2 separate regions of the Homo sapiens genome follow, and region 2 is linked to region 1. Evidence: chromatin contacts called from ENCODE Hi-C or POLR2A ChIA-PET data. All regions are on one chromosome and are shown on one strand. Each heading gives the region's core, a stretch centred on a gene start or an enhancer-like site at or near the end of the contact. The rest is flanking DNA. Distances are from core to core; before and after follow the strand shown. Region 1 overlaps LRMDA (leucine rich melanocyte differentiation associated). Region 2 holds the start of ZNF503-AS1 (ZNF503 antisense RNA 1).

Evidence for each region. A loop is a pair of places that touch in the nucleus more often than their neighbours do. ChIA-PET counts read pairs that join two places held with the same protein, here RNA polymerase II (POLR2A). Pooled maps may share reads with other maps.
Region 2: a map of heart left ventricle shows a loop between it and region 1 (6-fold over the local background). The contact joins the promoter of ZNF503-AS1 here to the enhancer-like site in region 1. A Hi-C loop is called at or near these places in 3 of 168 maps with a recorded cell type or tissue (PC-3 and heart left ventricle), 1 of 37 single-sample maps with no recorded cell type and 10 of 50 pooled maps. POLR2A ChIA-PET finds 5 or more read pairs at or near these places in 1 of 52 experiments (activated CD4-positive, alpha-beta T cell).

The regions. Positions count from the first base shown.
Region 1 is chr10:76,032,914-76,037,618 of GRCh38, reverse strand. It overlaps LRMDA (leucine rich melanocyte differentiation associated), which reads right to left. Exons shown (of 7, transcript NM_001305581.2): 3 at 1,485-1,611. Among named protein-coding and RNA genes, the nearest start is that of MIR606, 480 kb to the right of the region's middle. RefSeq lists an enhancer at 1-3,474. Within about 2 kb of position 1,842, at least 2 of the 41 ENCODE cell types and tissues checked have a DNase peak (open chromatin) inside an H3K27ac peak, as active enhancers do.
Region 2 is chr10:75,294,199-75,298,903 of GRCh38, reverse strand. It overlaps ZNF503-AS1 (ZNF503 antisense RNA 1), which reads right to left and starts at 2,521. Exons shown (of 4, transcript NR_038226.1): 1 at 2,253-2,521. It also overlaps a transcript of ZNF503 not described here. RefSeq lists silencers at 3,641-3,690, 3,711-3,820.

The DNA.
Region 1 (4,705 bases), core at 593-3,092:
TGATCTCAAACCTCCAGCCTCCAGACTGTGAGAAATAAATGTTTGTTGTTTAAGCCACCTCATGTACGGTACTGTGCTGTAGCAGCAAGAGCTGACTGAGACAATATCTGAGAGAATAAAGAAAACATTAACTTATGGCTTGAAGTATAAACAGTAGCTAACAAATACTTCTGCAAATCATTCTTAAATGCTGGCATATGCATATGTGCCAAGCCTTACATGTATATCTGATTTTATTTTATACTCTAGAGGAAAATGCCTTGTCTCCTTTTCTATTTCTAACTTATTGTATGAATGTGAACAAGTGGTTTAACTACTCCAGGTCTCAAATGTTCCATCCAATAAAACAAAGCCATTGGACCACTGAGTCTGAAGCAACACAGTAGAATGCAGACATTGGACTTTGGACACAACACAGTTGACACTGAATCATCCAGGACCTAGCATCTTGCTAGTGTCTGGCTGTGTGCCTACACCTCACCTCTTTCTATGTCTAGGTAAATGGAAAAGACACACCCTTCTCACAGGGCTTGGTAAGGATGAATAACAACACACATAAAGAACCCAGCACCATGCCTCATTCCTAGGAGTGCTCAATAAGGAATAGCTAATGATAATGATGCATTCATCCCTCAAATATTTATTGAGCTTGTACTTGGTGCCAGGCACTATTCTTAGTGTGAAGAACAGAGGAGTTAACAAAACCAAGGAAACTCCCTGTCCCATCGAGCTGGCATTCTAGTGCCGGGTAATCCACTACACTAACAATGCAGGAGCTACGGGCCTTAGGTTGCAGCAAGGGTTCCCTGTTTCCATCCCCACTACAGAATCCAGAGCAGTTAGTGCCCGTAAGTCTCACCCTAGGCTGACTAGGTCCTTGCCTCCATAGAGGAGGCCATACACTGTCGTGGGTCCCCTAGGCCTCTCATCACCAGAGCATGGTATCCCCCAGTGAGGGCATAGCCAGGCCTGGGCTTCACATGTCTCTGCCACCTTAGCTCCTTTCCCTCACCAAAACGGTTCCCCAAGCCTGCCCCAGAGCCTTCCAGAAACCTCCCAGGAGAGGAAGTTTGCTTGGCGGCATTACCCGGGACTTCCCACCAGAGGTCGCCCTCCCACACAAGCCCAAGCAAACAGACTGGGCTTCGCTGCCTCTGCAGCGGTGACATTATTTTCTTTCTCTATTTTTATCTATTAAAAAGATTTCTTCACAGCCATAACTTAGATCTCTACACTAAAATGGAGCAACAGGAAGATATAATGGTGCGTTTCATTTATGAATGACCTATAATAAATTACTCTGAAGTGTCCCGAGTGCCAGAAGACAGAATGCTTTGTCTGCCCACGAACTGTATTTCACATACTTTAATTTAGCTGACACGTAAAACTCATTTGACATTTTGCAGGTATTTGTGCAGGGTGGGGTTGGGGGACGACTGTGGGGCTGGGTGGGGAGTGGGGGCAGCGGGCAGAGGAAAGGATATTCGGTTCTTGTTGAGGGTTAAGGTATGCAGTCTGGGTAACCCTGGCAACACAAGGTCGTCCCCCAGCTGATTGTTGTCCAAGATGAGTTCCTCCAGGCTCCTGAATGCGCTCAGTCCTTCCAGTGACCTGCAATGACAAAGGCAACAGGAAAAATGATCCTGCACTAAATCAGGGAGGCCATTATGAGCCGAAATAAATATTTTAACCTTCCCTTTCAGGACTGGGAATAGTTTGGGCTTGGTGCCTGTCAGCAAAGTGAATGACAAGAATTAGTAGCAGGAGTCGGGGCGGGGGCGGCGGGGGAGAAGGGGCCGCTGGCACCCACCGCATCCTTCACGCATTGCCAACATGAAGGATGAGGGTCACTTAGTGAGTAGCCAGGATCCAAAACAAAGGGCTTCAGATACGGCCTGCAGGATAAATTTGTCAATGTCTTGTGCCTTCAGGCACCCAGCCTCGGCTGACCCTAACCTCCATTCCCAAGATAAATAACTCTGTCACAGTTCACCTTCATTCCCTGGACACAAATTCAAGTTGTCATCCATCATTCCTGCCCAGAAATATCATACCCTCTTACAATAATAAATATAACTTCAAGTATCATTTCTTAGCAGTTCTCTGTACAGTCGCGGGGGAAACGACAGGGAAGGCTTCCTTTCTCTCCGTTCACATCCTTTGACTTTTTTTTTTCCTCTGCCTTTTTTCTTTACTAATCACTTAATTTGCTTCTGCCCAGCGTCCCAGTGGCTGCCCCAAAGGCAAGGCATCTGCAGAATTACATAATCACTCCGATCTGAGAGGGCTTTTTCTTTTATTATTTCTTTTTATTTGTTTTTGCTGCGGGTGGGGAGACGGGGGTTGGGAGAATTGCTGCTTCAAAGCTCCTGGCCTGAAGTTACTGTTTTAATTTATGGAAAGTGGATTTCTCACTTAATTTTTGAAAGAAGTGTAGAGTGCAACCCTGTAGATGTTGAGGCAGTAAATAAAAAGGCAACAGAAAGAATTAAGTACCCGGCTCCAGGAAAAAAAAAAAAAAACAGCAGAAAGGGAAAAATAGCCTTGCTTATACACATCGCTGAAAGTTAACTCTTAATTTTATGGGCTCTCATGAGTGTTGGGGGTGGAGGTGACACGAGGTAGTTGTGCACAAGTGCTTGCCTGGGCGCACACAGACATTAATTAAAGCAAGCCGGCCGGCAGAGGGGCTTACACAGAGACACAGACTCCCAGCTCGTTCACCTGCCAGACCCAGGAGATGTGCTGAGCCTGCACCGGCTGACAGCTGAGCTACGATGTGGACGGGAGGGAGACACGTAGGGGATGCCGGGCTATTCTATAAAATGTGACAAATCAGGGAGATGTCGTCCACACTATTTATTCATTTACTGATAGTGCTTCCATTACAGCCCCGTGTGCTTGCGTGTGCAATGTCTGCACATCTGCTGTGAGTGTGAACTTCAGCACCAGATCTTTCCCAAGGCATCCATAGCTCCCTTGTGGGATCGCTGCCAAGAGGACTCCAAAATAGGGAGTCAATACTTACGAGGTATAAAAATGTGTTGTAAGTAATTAAATCTGTAGATACCACTGGGCCCAGAGCTCTGCCGGCATGTTCCATTCCTGCCAGACCTCGGGGTGGTCCCACTCAGGACTCGACTCCCAGAGCACGCCTGCTCCTCCAACCAACACTGCCAGCCCCACCGAGGGGGGACACATTTTGGAGTAGGGGTCCAGAGGTCATCGTGTTTCATTTCCTCCTCCTTTCTCTTTTTCCTCTTGGTTCCGAGAGGCAAAACACAACTTGTGAGGATAAATGCTTGAAGGGCTGGATATCCCATTTATCCTGATGTGATGATTACACATTGCCTGCCTGTATCAAAATATGTCATGTGACCCATAAATATCTACACCTCTTATGTACCCACAAAAAATACAAACAAAAAAAAAATTTAAAAACCCACAATGTACGCACATCTAGGCAGGAAGGTTTGGGACTTTGCCTCCGCTCCTCTATTTCCTGTTGTGTGAATTTGGGCCTGTCAATAGCCCATCTGAACTCTCCTGTTCTGTGTTCCTTCCAGCTCATAGGATCTTGTCGAGAATAAGTGAAGGACGGCTAACTGGTTACTAGCATACGCTGTTTTTTTTTTCTTTTCCTTCCTCCTTTTATTCACTGTTTTGTTTCCAGACGCCCTGACCCTGGGGGTGTGTTTGGAATGCAGGGGACGGGCCCATGAACAAACCCACAGAGGAGGCGTGCAGCAAGTCAGGCTTGTGCAGGGGACTTTCGGGCTCTTCTGAAGTCCCTTCCTCCACTAGGGGTTAGGGAGTGATGTGCCAAAAGGCTTCTCAGGACTGGGCCCGTTTACCACTAGGGGAGGTGAGGCCACTTCCCCTTAGGGAGCCTTACGGGTGGTTAATAATTCCTTTGTGCACAAACATCAGTTGGACTCCGCTCAAAGGCAGCATCCAAATACACATTGTTCCTGAGTTACGTTATGCAAATATTAGATTCTTCTGATGAGAATCAGCAAATGGTTGGCAACTGGCAAGCAGAAGAAAGCTCCTTTCCAAGAGTGCTCCAGGGAGGCATAAAGCAAAACGACACAGCATGAAGATGGGGAGAGCCCAGGAGCACCAAGGAAGCGCCCACCTCCATCCAGCCAGCCTTTCTTCCCCTCAGGGTGGGCTATGGGGCAGAAATCCACGCCAGAGTGAGACTTCCCAGAAGAGCTGGTAAGATCAGTCTCAAATCCCCTGTCACCTGTCTGGTTTTGAGACTCTTTTTGCTATGTGACGTTATTAGCTGCTCAGTAAAAAGAGAACCATATTACATGGGTGATTGCTAATGAATAAATCCTTGTTTTCATGTTATCAGTGTGGTGTGCTCCTGGGGATTTAATCATCTAGATCCAGAGCTGAGGGCTGGGGCACAGAAGTCAGGGGGCAGAGAGCATAGTAAATGGGAGTACTGGGGAAGATAGGTTTTGGGGGTCCCAGCTGACACGTGGACGACAATACACATACACCTAGAATGAGGTGGCTTTACCCTTTATTTATTTTTTTTTTACTGTTATTTTTACTGCTGTTTTCTAGGGAGGAATAGGAGAAAAAATATGTGTGTAGATCTTTGAGTTCATTCCCCTATATGCCAGGTGCCTGCAAATATGTGCTGTTAAATAAAATGACAATTTGTCTGCTATCACCTTGTGTATGGACA
Region 2 (4,705 bases), core at 1,272-3,771, 740 kb after region 1:
GCCTGCAATCCCAGCACTCTGGGAAGCCAAGGCAGGTGGATTGCTTGAGTCCAGGAGTTCAAGACCAGCCTGGGCAACAAGGTGAAACCCCATCTCTGTTTATTTAATAAAAAATAAAACATTTTTTAATTTATATTAAAAAATTTTAAGTTAAACCTAGTCAGCGCATGACCCAGCAATCCCACTCCTACATATATACCCAAAAGAACTGAAAACATGGCCACATAAAAACTTGTACATAAATGTTCATAACAGCATTATTCATCATAAGAGCCAAAAGTAGAAACAATCCAAATGTCTATCAGTATAGGAATGGATGAACAAAATATTGTGAATCTATACAATGGAATATTATTTGGCCATAAAAAGGAATGAAGTTCTCATACATACTACAACATGGATGAATCTTGAAAACATTATACTGAGTGAAAGAAGCCAGGCGTTAAAGGCCACATATTATATGACTCTATTCATGTGGAATGTCTAGAATAGGCAAATCCATAGAGACAGAAAGGAGAGTAGTGATTTCCAGGACTAAAGGGAGGGAAAAGTGGGGAGTGACTATGAATAGATATGGGGTTTCTTTTTGGTGATTAAAATGTTCTCGAATTAAATAGGGGTGATATTTGTACAGCTTTGTAAATATATTAGAAACACATAATTTTACCTTCTAAAGTGTAGGCTTTACAGTATGTGAATTATATCTTAGTAAAATTATTTTTAAAAAATGGATCCCAGACCTAAACGTAAAACCTGGTAGTCTGGGGCTGGGGTTGGGGCTGGAACTGAGTACTGACTGAAAATTGACTCAGGAGGATTCTTTGGGATGATGGAAATGTTCTAAAACTGGATTGTGATCATGGTTGCTCTTTATAAACTTACTAAAAAATCATTGGATTGTTCATTTATAATGGATGATTTTACGGTATGTAGGTTTCACCTAAATAAAGCTGTTTATAAAATGAATCCAGTGAAAACAGAAATCAAAACATCACATGGTAAACAGTTGGGGAGAAGCTGGGATGAGAATGTATCTTAAAAATGAAATAAAGGAGGATAGGAGGTACTGGGGTAATGAATGTTATGTTTCTTCACCTCTTTATGGGTTGTAGTTTGTGAAAATTCATTGAGCTGTACTTTTGTGATATATGCACTTTTATGTATGTATTTCATATCACAATAAAAAGTTTCTTAAATGACATGGGCCTAGGAAGGGCCATGAATGAGCCAATTAACGAGTTACAGAAGCTGTGAAGCTCAGCTGTGCAGCTGCTCTTGGGTCTCTGTGAGATTTTCTGCCTTCCTTATTGCCACCATTTTACAGTAATACCCATTTCTAGAGCTAGCCTGAGCAAGTTTCTGTTTCTTACTATAAAAGAGCCTCATTAATACATCCACAAATACAGCTACTGAAATGAATGAAATCCACAAATACACCTCCAGAAGGGCAGGGGATTTTGTATATTGCTAAATCCCCAGTGTCTAGAACAATATCTGTCACACAGTAAGGTCTTAATGTACATTTCTTGAATGAGTAAACGAATGAGCAGAGGAATAGCTGTAGAGGAAGGAAGGTGTAGAGCAAGAGACTTGTAAACACAGACATTTTTCAATGCAGCCTAGCTAGAGTCGGGGGTGGGGGTCAGAGGATGAATAATGCCTCCTGGGAATGTCAGGAAAATGTCACAGAGGAGGAGATCTGAGAGCTGAGTCTTGAAGGATGAGTAGGAGTTTGCCAGGGAAAGAATACAGGAGAGTAGGATAGACAGAAATAAACACAGATAAAATCACACTGTTCTGAAAGAGGCTGGCACTCTTGGGGATCCTAAGAAGGCTCATGTGGCAGAAGGGCAAGGTCACAGTTGAGGACAAGTGAGAGATAAGGCTGGAGAGAGAAACTGGGGGTAGATGGAGAGGCTCACCTATTCCCAGCCAAGACACTGCAACTGACTCCCGTAGGAATCACAGCCAGGAGAGAATTTTTAGCAGGGGTCAAAATGGCTTTTTAGGAAGCTCACTTTGGCTGAGGCAAGAAGAGTTTCTCCTCTGAGTTCATGGGCCATCTCCTCTGTTGGTACCTACACGTCCTCTCCTGTATGTCTCTCTCTTTCTCTGCATTCTCTTCTCTCTCTCTCCCTCCCCCTGCCCCATGTTTTCATATCTAGATATCTCTTTTCTGCCTGTGGATTTCTTTCCATTTTTCTCTCAAGACATCACTCCTTGAAAATGTCCCTCAACCCCTTCCAGCTTACTTGTGCCCAAACAGCTTCGATTCCATCTTCAGGACTCATTCATCTCCACCAGGCTGGAGTCCTTCATAAAGAAGTAACACAAGATTTCCTCTTGAACAACAAGCTCTTCCGGGCTTCACCAGTTACAGATGAGAAGCCTGGAGGAAGGGGGGGTGTCTGAGCCACCCTCTACTTGGCCCAGAAAGAGTGGGCCACCACCCTCCAAGACCTGCATGGATCCAATGAAGCAAAAACACCATGCTCTCCTCTCAGACATCCTGATGCCACTCACAACGTGAAAGGGGCCAATGGCTCAGAAGCCACTGCCCTTCCGGTCTCCTCCAGCAAATCCTAATACCCAGTTCTCATGCCGATGACCTTCCGCTCTGAAATGCTTCCTGGCATCCACCCATCCTCCCAGGGGCTGGACAACTAGGTCAGGGAGAAAACAGCCCCTCTACCATGCTGAGACAGGGACCCCTCTCCAGGACAATTCTCTTCCCTGAGACAAGAGGGTCAAACAGCTCTCCTAGACATGACCTCAGAGATGTGCAGCCAGGGCCCTGGCCCAATTTATTACCACGGGGCTATAATTAGGTTTGTTAACATACAGTCGAGTGTAGTCTTGTTGACTAGGAACTTAATCACGTTACTATTGAGTTCCTGTACGTATTGCTCGGGGTGACTGTTTTACTTGTAGAGTTATAGCCAAGCCCAACGGGAGGAAATTAGCTTTGGACACAAGTTTGGAGGGGGGTTCTTTTTCCTCCTGACTTTGTCTCTCTCTCTCCCCCCTTCCATGTGAAAATATTTAGCAAACAGTGACAATGATGAAAAACAGTAGGAAACAAAATGTTCTACATTAGTATAAAACATGAAAAATGCAGAAGGACCCTTAGCGGTACAACATGTGTTATGCTGGCTGGCAGTCCATTAGCTCTGATAGACATTTCACTTACCTAAGTCAAATATAACAGTCGAGTATTCATTAATATAAGAAGGGGCTGTGGAATCAGAGCTACCATCTGGCTGGGCCGACAGAATAATCTACAACTCATGATTAGGTCTAAGGAGTGGGGTTTCACTTTAATCTTTCTCATTGCTCGAAATTTCCATCTGCGCAGTTCGGCACATCATTTTTCTTCAAGACAAATGTGCTGTTTTTCATGTTCCAAAATTAGATCAGAAGAAAACGATTAATCATGTCACGGCCTGGGAAAGGAAACAAAGCTCCGATACTCTCCTGCTCTCGCTCCCAGCTCCCGCCCCTCCCTGGCCCTGGACGGTTGCAAGTTTCGCTTTTCCCCCCCTCAACCTCTGGGTCTGCGGCACAACTTTGGGAGAGGCCGCCGCCCGCCAGGAGGAGGAGGGCGGGACTGCAGGGAGAGGTGTGAGGGCGCCCCGGGGCCCATGAGGGGGCGCGCCCCTGCCTCCTCCTGCCACCCCTCCCGGGGGTCGCCCAGGCGGGCCCGCCCCGCGCCGTGCCGCCTGCCCCCCGAGTCGGAGTCGCGGGCCCGGCGTGACAGGAAGGGCCCGGAGCCCGCCTCCCGCGCGTCCCCTCCCGGCCGCCGCAGCCCTGTCTGTCAGGCGGCTCGCAAGTCATAACAAATCCCTGGCGCGGGGCTGAAGCTGAGCATTTGCCGGAGCGTCATGGGGATGATGAATGACCCGTAGGCCTTTGAAGTGCTCTGCCAGTTCAGCTGGGTCCGCGGTGCTGACAGAGAAATATACACAACAGCGTAACCAATAATGAGAACATTAAACATTCCTGCGCCGTGACAGGCTGACAGAAAAACCCGGGCCCGCATCAATCATCGCGCAGATAGAACCCTGACAGGCGGCCCCTCGCTGACACCCCCTCCGCGCGCCCTCCCGGGCCTCCCCCTCTTCCTCTCCGGGGTCTCCCTTCTTTCTCTCCGGGCTCCCCGCCGCCCCTCCTCTCCTTCCCCACCCCTCCTCTCTCTTCCTTCCCCGCTCCGCTCAGTGTCCTCCCCCTCCGCCCTGTCCCCTGCCCCTGCCCTTGGGCGACTGCCTTCAGGGCCTCTCAGAGGTCAAGTGAGGTCTGGGCCACGTCCGTTCTGTGAGGCTGCCCGTGCCTGAACAGTGAAGAGATGCCACCCCAGAGTGAGAAGACTGCAGTCTTTGAAATTCAGCGTTAATAATTTGTGACTTTTCACCCATGCAAAAAAATAATAATAATACAATCATTTACATGAAACCTCATGTGGAACTAGGATCGAAAGCCCAACGCCAGGCCCTTAGGGAAAGGGAGCTCCAGGGGAACCCCGTCCGCCCTCTTCTTTGGGCGAGGGTCTTTTGGAGTATCTTCCTGTGTGACTTTGGCAAGGGATCCTTTTCTTTGTGCCAGCCCTGGCCTCAGCCCCTTTCTTTCAGCTGGATTTATCTGACTGAGATCTGATGTCTGGTCTGTCTGAAAGGGAAAAAACAGAGGAGAAACACAAAGATCTCCTCCT